Regions from separate parts of the Mus musculus genome. Here region 1 is linked to region 2. A link is a loop called in an ENCODE intact Hi-C map of the cell type or tissue named here. Cell type or tissue: left cerebral cortex. All regions are shown on one strand.

Region 1 (8,000 bases), 350 kb before region 2:
CCCCCCCTTTAAAAGTCCTTATGAAAAGAATTTTCATTGGTTGTAAAAACTAATTTAGATTTACTTTTATTTGTGTGTATACATGTGTATCTGTGTGAGTGTGTGACCTACATCATGTGGCAGTCTCCTTGGAGGCTGGAAGAGGCATTGGACCACTGGAGTGGAGTTAAAGATGTTGCTGAGAGCCCACTTTGGGTCTTCTGGAAGAGCAGCAAGTAACTGCTGAGCCATCCTTCAACCTGGGAAGCTAGCTTAGCAATGCTTGCTTTAGTATGGCTTTTCACTCCTGGCTATTTTAGTTCAGAAGAAGAGAAACTACTACACACTTAGTGAAAACAAAAATGTCACAGCAATTGAACATAATACTTGATAACTATGAAAATTCCTTTTCCGAGTAAATACGTTTTCAGCTGTTCTACCCATAGATGGCAGCAGTCCTTCAACTGTGTTGTTGGAGGGATGCTTAGTTGCTCTTGATTCTTCCTAGCCTAACTAATCAGTCGTCCTAGAAATGACAGGCAAGATTAAAGAGATCTAAGGTTTGGAGTATGAAGAATAGTTGATTCTAAAATTTAAAATGGCTTTTCCTTTTCTTAGCTGAATGTTAGAAGTATGTTTACACTTACATATTAATTTATTTTCATATGTGTACATGTCTGTCCAAATAAGGTAAAAGGCACGTGTGGAGCTCAGACAACTCCAATAGTCATTTCTCTCCTACCATGTGCGTTTTCAGGGATTAAACTCTCTCAGGTCATTAGGCTTGGTGGCAAGCACCTTTACCCAACATGGCCTTCTTGCCAATGTAGAGGTATATATAATTTTTTTTAATATACATATATATTTTTATTAGGTATTTTCCTCCTAGAGGTATATTTTTAATTCTTACTTAAATTTGGAACTTCAAAATTATGGTTCAAGGAGGTAAAGTATGCTTTGACTCATTATCTATGTAACTTATTTTCTGCACTGGGGGTAGATTGAGTTTTTCTTTCGTTTTTGGTTTTGTTATTTGTTTTGTCTTGGTTTTGCTTGCTTTGAGATGAGGTGTTGCTCTGTTACCCAGGCTGGGAGTTCCTGGGCTGAAGCTCTTCCCCTGCCTCAGCCGCCTATGCAGCTGGTATCAGGGGCTGCACGTCCATGTCTACCTTTTCTTTTCTTCTGGTTTTGAGACAGAGTCTCAGTATGTAGACTGGGCTGCCTTGAACTCACAGAGATCCCCCTGCCTGTGCCTCTAGTGTTAGGATTGAATGTGTGTGGCAGCATACCCAGCATTTGTTTTGATTCTTAGTAATATTGTTATTATCCTAGTTTTAAAGAATATGCATTTTGAATTTGCAGTACAGATTCTTTTCTACTCCATTACAGAATCTAATCTACAGATTCAACCTCTCTGGTTTGTCCACTCAGAAAATGTTAAAATCTCAGGACATGTGGGCAGAGGCAGACAAATCTCTGTGAATTCGAGTCTAGCCTGACCTGCATAGCAAATTCCAGCCAGAGAGAGAGAGAGGGAGAGGGAGGGAGAGAGAGGGAAGTTGGGAGGGAGGGAGGGAGGGAGGGAGGGAGGGAGGGAGAGAGAGAGAGAGAGAGAGAGAGAATGTCAAGAAACTGCTGTGTAAAATGTGACAATTTGATATTGAGAAGTAAAATAAATTTTGCTAATTAATATCCAGTGTTATTCTCAATAAAGAAACTTGTTTTTTCTTATGTTTTCTTTCTCATCCTCTTTCAAAGTCTTTTATATCAGTAACACTAAGCTCCAGGCTTCTAATAACAGAAAATAATTCTTCAGTAACAATGCTGTACAAGTGAGACATAGAGTACTTAGGATAGTCTTGTGAAGATTCCTCTTGTAGGAGCAGAGCAGTAAAGAAGCTGATGGAATACTCCAGTTAATTAACTAATAAGCTCGTACCTAACATGACCATAAGTTTGATGGACTAACTATTCACTTGGATTTCTTAATTAACATGAACAGTTTATAATAGCATCTTTAAAAAACTAGAACTTAATATTGCATTTTGAAGCATTGCATAGATACAACACCTTAAACAAGAGTTGAAACATATATTCATAGTATGTTGTAATGAAATATAGCCTTAATCTGTATCAATATACAAAATCCAAACCAAATGTAAATTTTTTTTTTTTTTGAGACAGGGTTTCTCTGTGTAGCCCTGGCTGTCCTGGAACTCACTCTGTAGACCAGGCTGGCCTCGAACTCAGAAATCCACCTGCCTCTGCCTCCAAGTGCTGGGATTAAAGGCGTGCGCCACCACGCCCGGCTCCCAAATGTAAAATATTTGGTTCGTTAATATTCTTTGGTCTAAAAGTAGATTCAACAATCTACCCCTTTATCCTATTATTTCTAACTTCTCTCTCTTTCTCTAACACTAGATAGGAGAGAGAGAGACGGACAGAGGAAAGAAACAGAAATCCCTGAATCTAACCTCTCTGACCAAGACCACTAATAATCCTCCCACTGAGTAACCAAATCCACCCACATCAATTTTTGGGAATGAGATGCCATTCTCTTAAAATTGCTTCCTGCAATCTGGGGGTGTCAGCCCCTTTTAGGAGTCTGTATAAAATTGGGACATGGCCAGTCTCAAGAAAGCTAGCTGTAACATTTGTTGTCCAGTCCCTCTGTGATGGGAAAGTGCAGGGCTTAAATGAAGTCCTGACTGTTTGGCTGGAAGTAGCAGGATGCTGGAATAAATATGTCTCAGCATCCTTCTCAGCGTCCTTCAGGGTGAGTCTTGTCAGGGCCGCTCTAACATCACTGGGGTTTGGTTGTTTGTCTCTGTGAACCTACAAGCTTTTAACTGTAATACACATTTTTGCATGAATGCATGTTTGGCATGTTAAAGGTGATTCTTTGAGCAGGCAAAAGTTAGTTTGAACTATATAACCAACCTGTAATACAAATTTTCATCGATGCCATTTGAAGGATGGCATGTAATAATTCCTGAAGATTCTGTAGCCAACAAGATCTGTTGGCTTTACAGAGACACTGTCATGTGTCAGCCTGTCTCAGAAATGTTCCCACGTCCAGAGGCAGCACAAACTTTACCTGTTTTATTCTTCTTGGTTTCTCCCATCCTGCTATAGGCTATAGGCAGGATGGGACCTTCAGGAGGTCTGTCAGATCTAATCTTTATTATGATGGAACCCCTAGCTTTTCTTCTGTTAAAACCAAGGCAAAACCTCTTCTCTAACGTAACGTATTTCCTACCTTCCATTAAAGACATCCTTATAATATATAGGTTGGTTTATTTCCATTAAAGACATCCATATAATATATAGGTTGGTTTATTTCCATTAAAGACATCCTTATAATATATAGGTTGGTTTATTTCCATTAAAGACATCCTTATAATATATAGGTTGGTTTATTTCGGCAATTTTTCCCCATAGCCCAATGTCTCTCAGTAGCTCTTGTGTTTTACTCCTTTGAAGTATAGCTAAATCCTTTCACAATTGTCCAACTTGTAGGATTATGAGATATGCCAGTAATATATTTTCTGCCATAATATCTAAAATATCGTATTCTAAGAATACATATATTAAAGTACCATCAACTTTAGTCTGTAAAGGATTTCCAAGATAGCCACCATCTCTAATAAATGTGCAGTCTCACAATCAGCCTTTTTAGAATTCAAGGCAGAAACATCAAAATCTTGACTACCAATTGTTTGATGTATTAAAATATATACATATATTAATTCTCCAAACTCTATAAAATGAAATATATAATCTATTGTATGACATTGTTCTGAACATAATCTTTATTCTTAACTCAGCATAGTCTCTTTATTTAGGAATTTAATAGGTTGGCATTCTGCAATCTTGTCACAAGGTGGCTCTGTAGGCTTTGGATTGGGTTCCTCCAAAGATCCTTTTTCTGAGAGGATTTTACAATCCGTTTATTATTATTGCTAACACTGGCATTTAATATTTCAATCTTTTCCATTTGTAAGTTTGCTTTCTTTTGATTTTTAAAAAAGGGATATATAAAATTGCAATTATTATTGAAAAATAATTATTTGTATGCTGATAAGTGATGGGGTCTAGATGCATTGTGTCATTGTGTTTTCCATTTTTTAACGCAGGAGACATTTTTCTTTTTAATCTTTCTCTTCTTAATGACTTTCCAAGTATCTTATGAAGTCTGTTGAGTTTTCAGTTTTTCTATTTCCATGTATCTGTAGCTGGTGCCTGCCAAGTCTCCCAGCCACTCAGCTAACTCTTTGCACTGGCTGTTAGCTTCTTGTTCCACCCCTTTGGTCAGTCCCTCTCTTTGTCTGACTCCGAACTGCTTCAGGCTGTGTTTTCCCCACTGGCTGCCTAGCTCTCGTTTTCATGCTTTCCAACCCTTCTCTGGAACCCTGTTGTGCTTGGGAGATGCTCTGAGGCTCCAGTACCCGCCAGCTGAGTTAGCTCATGGGCCTCCTCTTAAAAGAGCCTCTCAGGCTAGGAAACTGCTCCAGGAGGTGTGTGGAAACACAGGGGTTTTTCTCAGGCTCTAAGTCTGGATTCTCAGAAGCCAAAAGGGGTGTTCAGCCAGATACAGAGGTTGATGATAAATGACTGTCAAAAATACTCCAATATCATTTTGGCTCTCTATCTGTAACATTCTAACTCTCCACTGACTTGAAATTCTGAAGTTCAGATCAGTACAGAAGGTACATTTGGCCTCGCCTCCCCTCCCCTCCCCGCCTCCCCTCCCCTCCCCTCCCCCCTCCCCTCCTCTCCCCTCCCCTCCCCCCCTCCCCTCCCCTCCCCTCCCCTCTCCCCTTTCCCCTCCCCTCCCCTCCCCCCTCCCCTCCCCTCCCCTTCCCTCCCCTCCCCTCTCCTCTCCTCTCCTCTCCTCTCCTCTCCTCTCTTTTTTTAAAAGATTTATTTATTTATTATATGTAAGTACACTGTAGCTGTTTTCAGACATGCCAGAAGAAGATATCAGATCTTGTTAGGATAGTTGTGAGCCACCATGTGGTTGCTGGGATTTGAACTCAGGACCTTCGGAAGAGCAGTCAGTGCTCTTAACTGCTGAGCTATCTCTCCAGGCCCCATTTGGCTTTTTCAAGGAACTTAGATTTTGCATCGTATAACAATCCAGATTGTATAGTGGTTTTGTATGTATATTGAGTTCTGAAGATCTACTTTACTGTTCTCCTAGGTCACATAAATCAGGCTCTACTACAATTGTAGACTCAATTTCAAATGAAGCTTTTGTTTCCCTCTTATGGGTACCGGTTGGAGGGTTTACTTGCTTGCTTTTAGTATAGTGTCTCATTTGGTGGCCCTAATTGGCTTCAAACTTGCTAACATCCTCCTACTTCTGCCTCCCAAGTACTAGGATTAAAAGCTGATTTGTGTACGGGCATGTTACATACATGTGTGCTTGAAGGCCAGGAACATGCATCAGTTACCTTGCTATATTCTCTGCTAATTTGAATGCATGAGGCAGGGCATCTCCCTGAACTTGGAGCATGCATATTTTCAGCTATACTAGAAGCACTAACAGTTCCTCTCTCCCTAATTCCCTCAGAACTGGGCTTACAGGTAAGTATGCATGGTGTGCCCAGCTTATTATTTGATGGGATTCAAACTCCTGACCTTACAGCTACACAGCAAGCACTCTTAACCAGGGTGCCATCTTTCCAGCTCCCAAAGTGCTTACCACGTAGGAAAAAAGCTGTTCATTTTTCTGACAGTAAGAAATTGTCAGTTGTCAGGTTAATCCTCAATTGCTGATCACTTACTTGAATCTACACTGTGACATCATGTCAGGAGTCAGGGTACTGCTGTTCTAAGATGCTAAGATAGAATTAAACCAAAGATACTAGTGATTGCTTAGATGATCATCATTAAGAGCTCTTGACGGCACTTCTTCCCCACATGTTAGCCAAAAGCATCCTGTCTGTCTGTCTATTATATGGGTCTTTTACCTGCATTTGTGTCTATGCACCATTTGTGTACCTGATGCCTGAAGAGGCCAGAAGAGAGCACTGGACCCGTGGAATTGGAGTGGGTGAATTACGGGTGGTTGTGAGCTGCCATCACCATGTGGGTACAGAGAATCAAAACCAGGTCTTCTGGAAGAGCAGCCAGTGCTCTTAACTCCATCTCCAGCTCCCCCTTCCTTTTTAAAAAGTTGCCTTTTAAATATATATGCTTATTTTTTTGAGACAGGGTCTCACTATGTAGCCCTAGCTGGCCTGGAATTCTAGATCAGACTAGCCTCAGGCTCACAGAAATCCTCCTGCCTCTGCTTCCCCAGGGCTGGAATTAAAGGCTTGAATAAAATTTTATTTTCTTGTTACCAACTTTACAGATTATAAGCACACCGCAGAGAATTGCCAATTCAGGAAGTGTTCTGATTGGGAATCCATATACCCCTGCACCCGCAATGGTCACTCAGACTCACATAGCTGAGGCTGCTGGCTGGGTTCCCAGGTAAGAGTGTCAGAAATTACTGTTTCTAAGCCTCCCACCCCCTTACTAGCTTGCTGTCTTATCTTCTTCCTACTCCCTCTTTTTACATTTTACATGTATTTATTTTGTAAATGTGCACACATAATACAATGGAGTCTGTGTGGAAGTTAGAGGAGAACTTTGAGAGTCAGTTCTCTGTCCATTGTGTGAGTCCTAGAGATCAAGCTTAGTTTCCCCATCTTGCCATCAGGTGCCTCTATCTGTCATCTCACCACCCAGAGATGTAATTATGTATATGTGTGTATGTAGGGGGTGGAGTATGTGACCAAGGGTACAGGTGCCGGCTGAGTCTAGAAAAGAGCATTGGCTCCCTGGAACTGGAGTTACAGGCGCTTGTGATCCACCTAACGCTAATGCTGGAAACTAGGGAACTGCGGTCCCTAAGAAATCTGCATGGACTCTTAACAGCAGAGCTGTCTCTCCAGAAGGTTCTTTTGGTTTTTGTTTTTGTTTTTCCGAGACAGGGTTTCTCTGTGTAGCCCTGGCTGTCCTGGAACTCACTTTATAGACCAGGCTGGCCTCGAACTCAGAAATCCCCCTGCCTCTGCCTCCCGAGTGCTGGGATTAAAGACAAGTGCTACCACGCCGGCTTTTTTTTTTTTTTTTTTTTTTTTGGTTTTCTGAGGCAGGGTTTCTCTGAGTAGCCATGATTGTCCTGGAACGCACACTGTAGACCAGGCTGGCCTCGAACTTAGAAATCCACCTGCCTATGCCACTTGAGTTACTGGGATTAAAGGCATGAGCCACCACTGCCCCGCCAGAAGTTCTTTTTTCAAAGTTTTGTGTCTGTGTGTGTGATGTATGTGTTTATGTTTGCATGAGCATATGTATTTGTGAATATACATGTGTGTGTGTATATACACATATGAAGGCCAGAGGTTGACATGGGGTGTCTACATTGATTGTTTGCCATTGTATTTACTAAGGGGTAGTTTTTTCTTGAAGTCAACTTGCTGATTTGGCTAATCTACCTCACCAGTTTGCCCCAATAATCCCCTAACTTGGACTCTAGAGTAAATGCTGGAATTACAGGCAGGTCACCCTAAAGACATACCTTTTATGTGAGTGCTAGGGTGTGGTCCTTGGGTTTGCATGGCAAGTGTCTTATACTCTGAGCCTTTTCTCCAGCCCTGTGTTCTCTTGTTTTGTTAATCTAGTTCTACTGGTTGGTTTTTGGGAGGGGGATTTATTTATTTTGTTTTGGGAGGTCTTAAGATGGTGTCCTGGTCAGACTGCCTGTACCTTCTGGGATTACAGGTTGCTCAGAATTTGGTGGTTTTTGTTGTTTGAGACAGAGTCTTGGGATATAACTCTGGCTAACCTGGTACATGATACATAGTGCAACTGGCATTGAACTCTCAGTGACCCTTCTGCCTCAGCCTTTTGAACATTGAGATTACAGTTAGTTGTTCTGATACCCAACTGGTTTAGATCTTTACAAACTAATATATTGCTTTAAAATCGCCAATCATAATCAGGCTCAGTCTGTAGCCCAAGCT
Region 2 (8,000 bases):
CAAGGCTTATTTATTGGAGCAACTGAACAGTGGTTGCACCCCTCAAGAAAATGATTCCCCTTACCCCAGCAGCCATTCATTAACTACCTACACAGCTCCTCAGAGAGGGGAAGGTGCTCACGAGCCCCTCCCACAGCGGGGCTGGAATGTTGACCCGGTTAATCGTGTGTAGGTAAGCACAGCTGCTTGGAGTTCATGAGCACAAAGGCCGTGTCAAGTCCAGAAGGCAGCTTTGCATAGCTCTCCTCCCCATCCTCCTTCCTGCCCCATCCCTCCTTGAAGTCCTCTGGACCTCAGAAGTGGTTGGATGTCTCATCTAGGGCTGAGCATTTCTCAGTCCCAGATTCTCAGCTCTCTGGCCCGTTGTGAATCTCTGCATCCACCTCTGGCCACTGCAAAAGGAGGCTTCTGACTAGCATCTAAGAACAGAGCTAACCTATGGCTTTAAACATCTGCATGTGCTTCTCTGATGCAGAACTGAAATGTTACACTGGGTCTTCCTTCTCTGAAGGATTATCAATAGTATTAAGTAAGTGTTGAGAACATGTCTGTGACGTATCTAGTAGGATTAGTTCAGTAAATGCCACATCAAGCTCTTGACATGAACGCATGTGATAAGTCTCCCACCTCGTTCATTCCTGTTCTGCACCAATGAATCTTAATCTAAAGCAAAACCCAGGAAGCTTATTTGGTTTGTGGAAAACAAACCAAGCCAACAACAACAAGAACAACAACAACAACAATAAAAACCTTATGAATGGCTTCATTCATTGTATCAGTCACCAAGCAATCGAGCAGTGCAGGTCAGGAAGCCAGCTACAGATGACTAATGAATGAAGTTCACATTCCTCCGCCAGGTGTTCAGGGCTTAGATTGGACCCAGCCTGTGTCGAACCTTTCCTACCTCAGTCACTTTGAGCCACTTTCCCCAACAACTTGTTAAGAATGGCTTCCTAAACCAGGCATGGAGACACATGCTTTTAATTCCAGCATTTAGGAGGCAGTTGCAAGCCAATATCTGTGAGTTCAAGGCCAGCCTGGTCTATATATCAACTTCCATTCCAGCCACAGCTATCCTGTCTCCAAGAAAGAAAGAAAGAAAGAAAGGAAGAAAGAAAGAAAGAAAGAAAGAAAGAGAGAAGGAAACAAAGAAACAAAGAAACAAAGGAAGAAGAAGAAAATGAGAAGAGAAGAGAAGAGAAGAGAAGAGAAGAGAAGAGAAGAGAAGAGAAGAGAAGAGAAGAGAAGAGAAAAAAGTCTGGCCGAGGGTTGCCTCATTTTCCTCTCCTTTCTCTCCTGGGCAGTGGCTCTCACGTGAGTCATTGTATAGTACTGATCACTTCTATTATATGAAACCCTCCTAGCACAAGGAGAGAGGCAGCTTTGCATAGCTCTCCTCCCCACCCCCTCCCATGGAGGGAGAGGTGGTCGACGAGGGGTTTTATCTCCTGCACTCCATATTCTTTAACAATTTCAGTGTGCTCACGCATGAATGAGTGATGTCTTAACTTCCTCTGCTCTGCAGACGTGGCGCTTCCCTTTTCTGAAATTTCTCACTTGTAATTTGTTATCATAGTCGTCCAAATGGAAGCCGTCTGACCTGAAAACTTTTGTGACATCCTCCAGGTAGACTTCCAAAGCTAGCTTTTCTTTTGTTTTTTTGTTTTGTTTTGTTTTGTTTTTTTTCTTTGAAAAAATACTGTTGCTTACAGTAGGTTCTTCTAACTTCCCTTGTTTTTCATGAACTCTGTTACTAGTTTGTTACTAAAACATATAAAAACAATTTTATTTGAAGTAACATTAATTTTCCCTCCCAGGACATCTTCCTGTAGTGGAGTTTGAAATGATCACATTGTTCCACTAAGGCCCTCCAGCTCCTCTTCCTTTTCATCCCAAGTCACTTCTAATTACTTCATTTCTGAAGGAGCACTTTAGGAATGACATTTTTTTCAACTGGTGCTGCAGAAATCTTCACTAGTCTTTGTTCCTTAATATAAAGCATTCAGGAATCGAGTTTTACAGACTAAGGTCTGCATCCAAGCTGCAAGACTGCTTTTCCATCTCATTTTGTCTATGGCTTTGTGCGCTGGGTTTTAAATTCGTCTAGAGTTCCTCTCCTCACTGTGTTTGGTAACGGGAACAATATTGCAGCAGACACGATCTTGCAGTTCACTTCCTTCCCCATATTATTAATGAATGTCTTTAAAACCTATCTCTCCCCACCTCTTCTCTATTCTGATGAGCAGTCATTCACTGCCCTGTCTTTTCTGACTTCTTAGCTAGTTTTAAGCCCATTCATTTGTTTCAAACCACAAGTCAGCTCATTCAAGGTGCGATGTGTGAAAATTGCCGTTTCTGTTAATGAAATGAATACATCCTGATGCTAGAAACTATTTCTAGAGCTGGTCAGTTCCATCCTATTTCTGAATACTAATACATCCTATTACTAGCCTCTAACTGACTTGTAAGAGCTATCTTTTGGTCCGAAGTTTTTAATTTTATTATATTTTAATATTTACTTTCATTTAAATATTTTTTATGTGTCTAGTGGATGTTTTGCTTGCTTGCATGTATGTGTGTATGTGCGCACCACACGAGTACCTGGCACCCAGAAGAGGTCAGAAGAGGGCATTGGGTCCCCTGGAACTAAATCTATAGATAGTTGTTAGCTAGCCTCCATTAGTGTACTGCGAACCAAGCTCAGGTCCTTTGCAAGAACAAACGCTCTTAATGGCTTAGCCATTTCTCCAGCCTCTGTTTTATTTTACTTCTGAGACAGGGTCTCATTCTGTAGGCCTGGCTGGCCTGGAATTCACAGAGAGCCACTGGCTCCTGGCTCCTGGCTGCTGGGCTCAAATGGGTTGGCTGACGCCCTGGGCCCCCCAGGTTACTGGTGTTTCTTTGATAAGTCAGGAGATGTGTTTGTGCTTTTTTAGTAGTTAAATGTAGGTCATGTTCGTATATCTGTGCACTAATGAGGAAGAATCATTTCCCCTAGACTGGCTGGGAGGCAAGTTGCTTTCATCAGTGATGATCTGGTGCCCCCATTCATCCCATCTTAATACGTTGGTGAATTAGTTATTCGCTCTTCCTCTAAGTCCAGGCAGCAGTTTTCTTCTTAGCAAAGCTGGACATGGGGAAGTTGATGAAAGACTCAGAGAGCTTTTAAGATTTTACTTCAGAACCAAACAAGGCCATGACAAAACTGGTAAAATATGTGGACATTTTTTTTTTTTATCCCGAAGGCTCCAGCTCATCTGTTTAAAATACTTTCAAAGAAGTTTAGCTCCTGGAGGAAGCGGTTAAAGGCCCGGCTGCGGGAGCATAAGGCAGCATATGCCCTTTGGCCAGAGTGACTTCAGGTGTCCCGAGGCTCCCTTCCTTTTGAATTATGATGGTGCGTTCACCCCTCCTCCAGTCCACTCTTCTTGTCACTTTTCACTGATAAAACAACAGCCACGAAAGGGTGGAACCGTTGAGCAACTCTGCACTTGGTTCATGGACTCTGTGCCAGGACATTTCTTCATTTGTCTGGGCAGCCCTATCCACTCATCCAGCATCCCAGAGCCACCCATCAGTTATTCAGTAGTTAAGTGCCAGGCTAGAGTACCTCAGGCCAGGCAGCCCCTGCCAACCCAGCAGCCATGGGACCTTCAGGACATGGTCTAATGGAGTCCCGCACTCTTAAGATACTGCTAGGGCCTCCCAGTGTTCCTGTCACTAACCTGGCTAGTACAGATCCGCATGGGCACCTCCAGGAGTCAAGGAAATGTGGACCCACGTGGCTCTGCTCAGAGAAAGTTCCGGTGCCCCCTCCTCTCCTTAGTGCCCCGAGAATACATTAGAATGGTAGTTGGTTAAATGATACTTTCAAAATCTTCTCAAGTCTCAGCCAAGAGAGAGTATAACTTCACGAAGAACTGGCTGAGGCTGGAGAGACGGCTCAGTGGTTAAGAGCCACCGGCTGCTCTTCCAGAGGACTGAGGTTCAATTCCCAGCTCCCACATGACGACTCATGATGGTCTGTAACTCCAGTTCTAGGGGATCCAACGCCTCTTCGGCCTCCAGGCACACACATGCAAGCAAATAAAACGTAACTGGGGGGAAGGGTGCTAAAGAGCCGACCCAAAGTCCCTCATGAAACAAAGCTGGGAATGGAAGGGCAATGAGGGCTAAGAGTCAAGGATTCAGGCACAAGGGGAATTCTTTGCTGAGTTTCTTCTCTCTCTACAAAGCACAGGCAGTGTGCTGGCCGTAAAATACTGACAAAGCTCCTCGAGCCGGCCTCTGCAGGTAGATGCTACATGCTCCACTAGACGCGACAACACTTCATAGCTAACGTCAGCATTTGTTACTGTTCTTCTCATGCTGTCTCTGAGCAAAGCTGACCCACACAGACTCTCTAGGATTTGAGCCAATGCACCCTGCCCGCAGAGCACAGTCCCAGTCGGTCCTCTTTGTTAGCATCTTCAGAAGCCCCATTGCCCACTGGGAAGTTTTCCAGTGGTGAGGACTGGGGGAGGTCAGTGCTGGCAAACAGACATGTTGGATGGCATGCACAATTTCTGAGCCACTTCCTTGGCATTTTTGATGTGAAAGGGCTGAATGGGGGTTTAGCCCCAGAGCAGCAGAAAGAGAAGTATTTGAGTAGAGAAGTAGATACACCAATCTGGAGACTGAACAGGCCTCCAGGAAAGAGGACATGCTAGCAGGGCGGGGCGGGGCGGGGCGGGGCGGACCCTTGAGTGAAGAGCCCCAACTCTGCAGTAGCCAAGGGTATGCAGGGCTCCAAACAGGCAACAAAACAATTTTATTCGCCTTCTTCTCCCGATGTTACTTCTTTTCTAGCTCTAAGTGCATGGTACCATTTCCACCACCCTTTCAGCCTCTTTTAGGTGCCCCCGAAATATCATTTCAACAATTTAAGCATCATTTTGAGGAGAACAGTCAAAGCTATGGCTTCTATTCTCCTTTGTATCAGGCCTGTCACCATCTGGGAGGCTAACAGCAGAGTTGAAGCAGGACACTGCTGACTTTCTTGCCCTTTTTCTGGCCTCTTTTTGTTCTCACTGAGGTGTCCACCTTCTCTGGGGGAGTCAGGGTCCAGGGGGAAGATAGAGAATGCCCCATAGATGGCATGTCACTGCTGCTCAGACTCAAACAGTGCTCTTAGCAGTCCCCCTCCCCCATGCACCAGTGATGCTGGTTGCCTGTTGCAAACATGCATCGCCCACATTCCTCAGTTTACCCTTCAGCTTCTGTACTTCCTTAGCCCACCAGCTCAGTCCTTAGGGGAACATGTCTTTTCTGCTCTCTTGTCTACCTTTCCTGTTACCTAGAGCAAGAGCCTCAGCCTCTCACCTTGGGATTCCTACAGACTTCCACACTCCAGAGACATCTCTTATGTTTTTACAAGAGACTAGCAACATGTCTAACACTAGCCCCAGAGTAGGGCTCAGACTCTTACAAATCATGAGCAGGTGTCCTCCATGCACACTGGGAATTGAGGAGGCAGCTACAGTGTGGTTCTGTTGCAGGCTAGTGGAGAGGGGAGGGTCACCTTGCTGTTTATCACCCCAGACAACAGAAGAAACCACAGCACCACCAAAGGGGGGGTCTTTGAGGACGCTCAAAGTGCAATGGTGGGTAGTTCAGAGATGATCTCTGGTTTTTTACTAATAGAAAAACCTAGGAAAGCTGAGACACAAGAAGTTGATTAGGCTGAATCAGGGTGGCAAAGTACATCCTACATCAAATCCAAAGGCCACTCCTGTATACATACAGATTTCACACTCCCTCCAGAAGGCACTAGGTTCAGGGAACTTTCTCATTCCTAGGGACCATTAGAGCCTGGAATCTGAATAACTTACTGTTCCTGCGGAAGGCAGACAAATGGTTGCGCTTTCAGGGGTATCTTGTGAGGCCTGACGTCATCCCATTGAGAAAGGTAGGTGTTAGATGGCCTGAACCCAGGTGCTCAGTTCACCAGAACAGAGGGAAACTCTTGACTCCAAGTCAGCACAAAATGTCACTGAGTCTTGACAACCACAGGTACCTGCATCTCATTTTTCGGGCCCAAACATGTATTGTTGTAGCTGTGTGCATTTGTGTGGAGGTTAGGGGGTTACAGGTCTCCTTGTCTTCTATCCTTCACTTAAGTTACTGAGGCAAGATCTTGAAGCTGGAGCTTGCCAGTTTGGCTAGTCTAGGTAGCAAGCTTGTCTCGTGGTTTCCCCGTCTCTGCCTCCAACCGTCTGGGACTTCAGATGCATTTTTATACCTAGCTGGCCTTCATGCGGGCCCTCAGCATCAGAGCTCCAGACCCCATGCTTTCTCTAGTAAGAGTTTTATCTACCGAGCCATCTCCGCAGCCCCAGGGAAATGCATTATTTTAAAATTCTCTCTCTCTCTCTCTCAGAAGATTTATTTATTTCATGTATGTGAGTATACTGTCGCTGTCTTCAGACACACCAGAAGAGGACATTGGATCCCCATTACAGGTGGTTGTGAGCTACCATGTGGTTACTGGGAATTGAACTCAGGACCTCTGGAAAAGCAGTCAGTGCTCTTACCCGCTGAGCCAGCTCTCCAGCACCAAATGAATTATTTTAAGGAATTTTCTATTCAGGTGTAATTTCAGGTATATATATATGCCCTTGACTCAGTAATACTCACTAATACTTTCTTCTTGGCTTCGCCGTTACCTTTCCTTCTGTGTTCCAGAACCCTTTGGCAGCAGTGGCTCTCTATCCCTAAATAGTGTATGGTTCTAAACTGAAGAGTTCTCTTACCTTGTCTAGTACACTTACAAAGTCTGAAAACCAATATTGCTAAATACCCTAGCAAATCTACCGGCTTTATTCATTGTTCTGTTAACTCAGTAATCTTCATAGAAAGTCCTGGATCTCAATGGCATCCACCGGGTGTCTTTGTTTTCCTCTAATCTGGAACAGTTCTTCAATTTTACCATGTCTTTCTCAGGCTTCCTATTTTTTAATTGAAAAAAAATAATTTTTCATACAATATATTCTGGTTACACTTTCCCGGCCCAATCACTTCCAGATCCTCCCCACAAGAAACACACACACACACACACACACACACACACACACACACACACACATGCACACCCCACAAGAACACAAAAATGAAAACAACAGTATACAAACAAAAGACCACTAAGACAAAAAATATCCATGTGGCACGATGCCTCCGCCCAAGTATAGTTAATGTACCCAGTGAGACTCCAGTGAGGAAAACTAACTTTTCCTTTGACAATAGGTATCAATCGCAGGCCGTTTCTCGGTTAGGAGTGGGAACCCATGTCTACCTCCACCACCACCACCACCCCTCCCCAGTGCTGGGACCTCATCTGGCTTGAACCTATGCACACCCCGTGCATGCTGCCACAGTTCATGTGTGCATCAGTCCTGCTGTGTCCGGAGGACACTGCTTCCTTGACCTCATCCATCACCTCTGGCTCTTACAATCTCTCTGCCACCTCTTCTGAGTGGAGCCCCGAGAGGAGGGGCTTGATGAAGACATCTCATTCCCTGAGGGGAGGGGTTTGATGAAGACATCTCATTCCCTGAGGGGAGGGGTCTGATGAAGACATCTCATTCCCTGAGGGGAGGGGTTTGATGAAGACATCCCATTTAGGATCGAGTGCTCCAAAGTCTCACTTTCTGCATACTGTCCGGTTACTGGTCTCTGTCGTCAGCTCTTCTCTACTGCAAGAAACCTCCTCTCTGGTGATGTCTGAATGGGACACTGATCTATGGTTATAGCAGAATATCATAGAAGTCATTTTATTACTGTGTCCCTTTAATAGAGCAATAGTGTTTTGTTTCCCCTTAGGCATAAGGCCTATCCAGTCTCAGTTTTTTGCCACTCAAGTGGTGACAGGAAAGGGTTCCATCTCATAAAGTTTGCCTTAAATCCAACCAGGGAGTGATTGGTTACTCCCACAACATTTGAGCCACTATTGTACCAGCATAACT

The links. Peaks named below come from ENCODE experiments on the same cell type or tissue, not always from the same donor. Only the 100,000 strongest peaks of a DNase experiment are listed, where the experiment ranks them.
Region 1: it touches region 2 in a loop (2.2-fold over the local background); 3 of 42 quality-filtered maps call a loop at or near these places.

What each region holds. Positions count from the first base shown.
Region 1 is chr9:96,281,261-96,289,260 of GRCm38, forward strand. Tfdp2 (transcription factor Dp 2) reads left to right here. Exons shown (of 13, transcript NM_001184706.1): 5 at 6,341-6,462. It overlaps Gm39408 (a long non-coding RNA gene), which reads left to right and starts at 2,233. Exons shown (of 2, transcript XR_871038.1): 1 at 2,233-3,349; 2 at 3,390-4,009. In left cerebral cortex, CTCF peaks have their summits at 425 and 3,862 (motif pointing right); a DNase peak (open chromatin) is centred at 3,858.
Region 2 is chr9:96,635,197-96,643,196 of GRCm38, forward strand. No RefSeq gene overlaps it. Among named protein-coding and RNA genes, the nearest start is that of Rasa2, 7.7 kb to the left of the region's middle. In left cerebral cortex, no CTCF peak of the experiment used is centred here; a DNase peak (open chromatin) is centred at 4,502.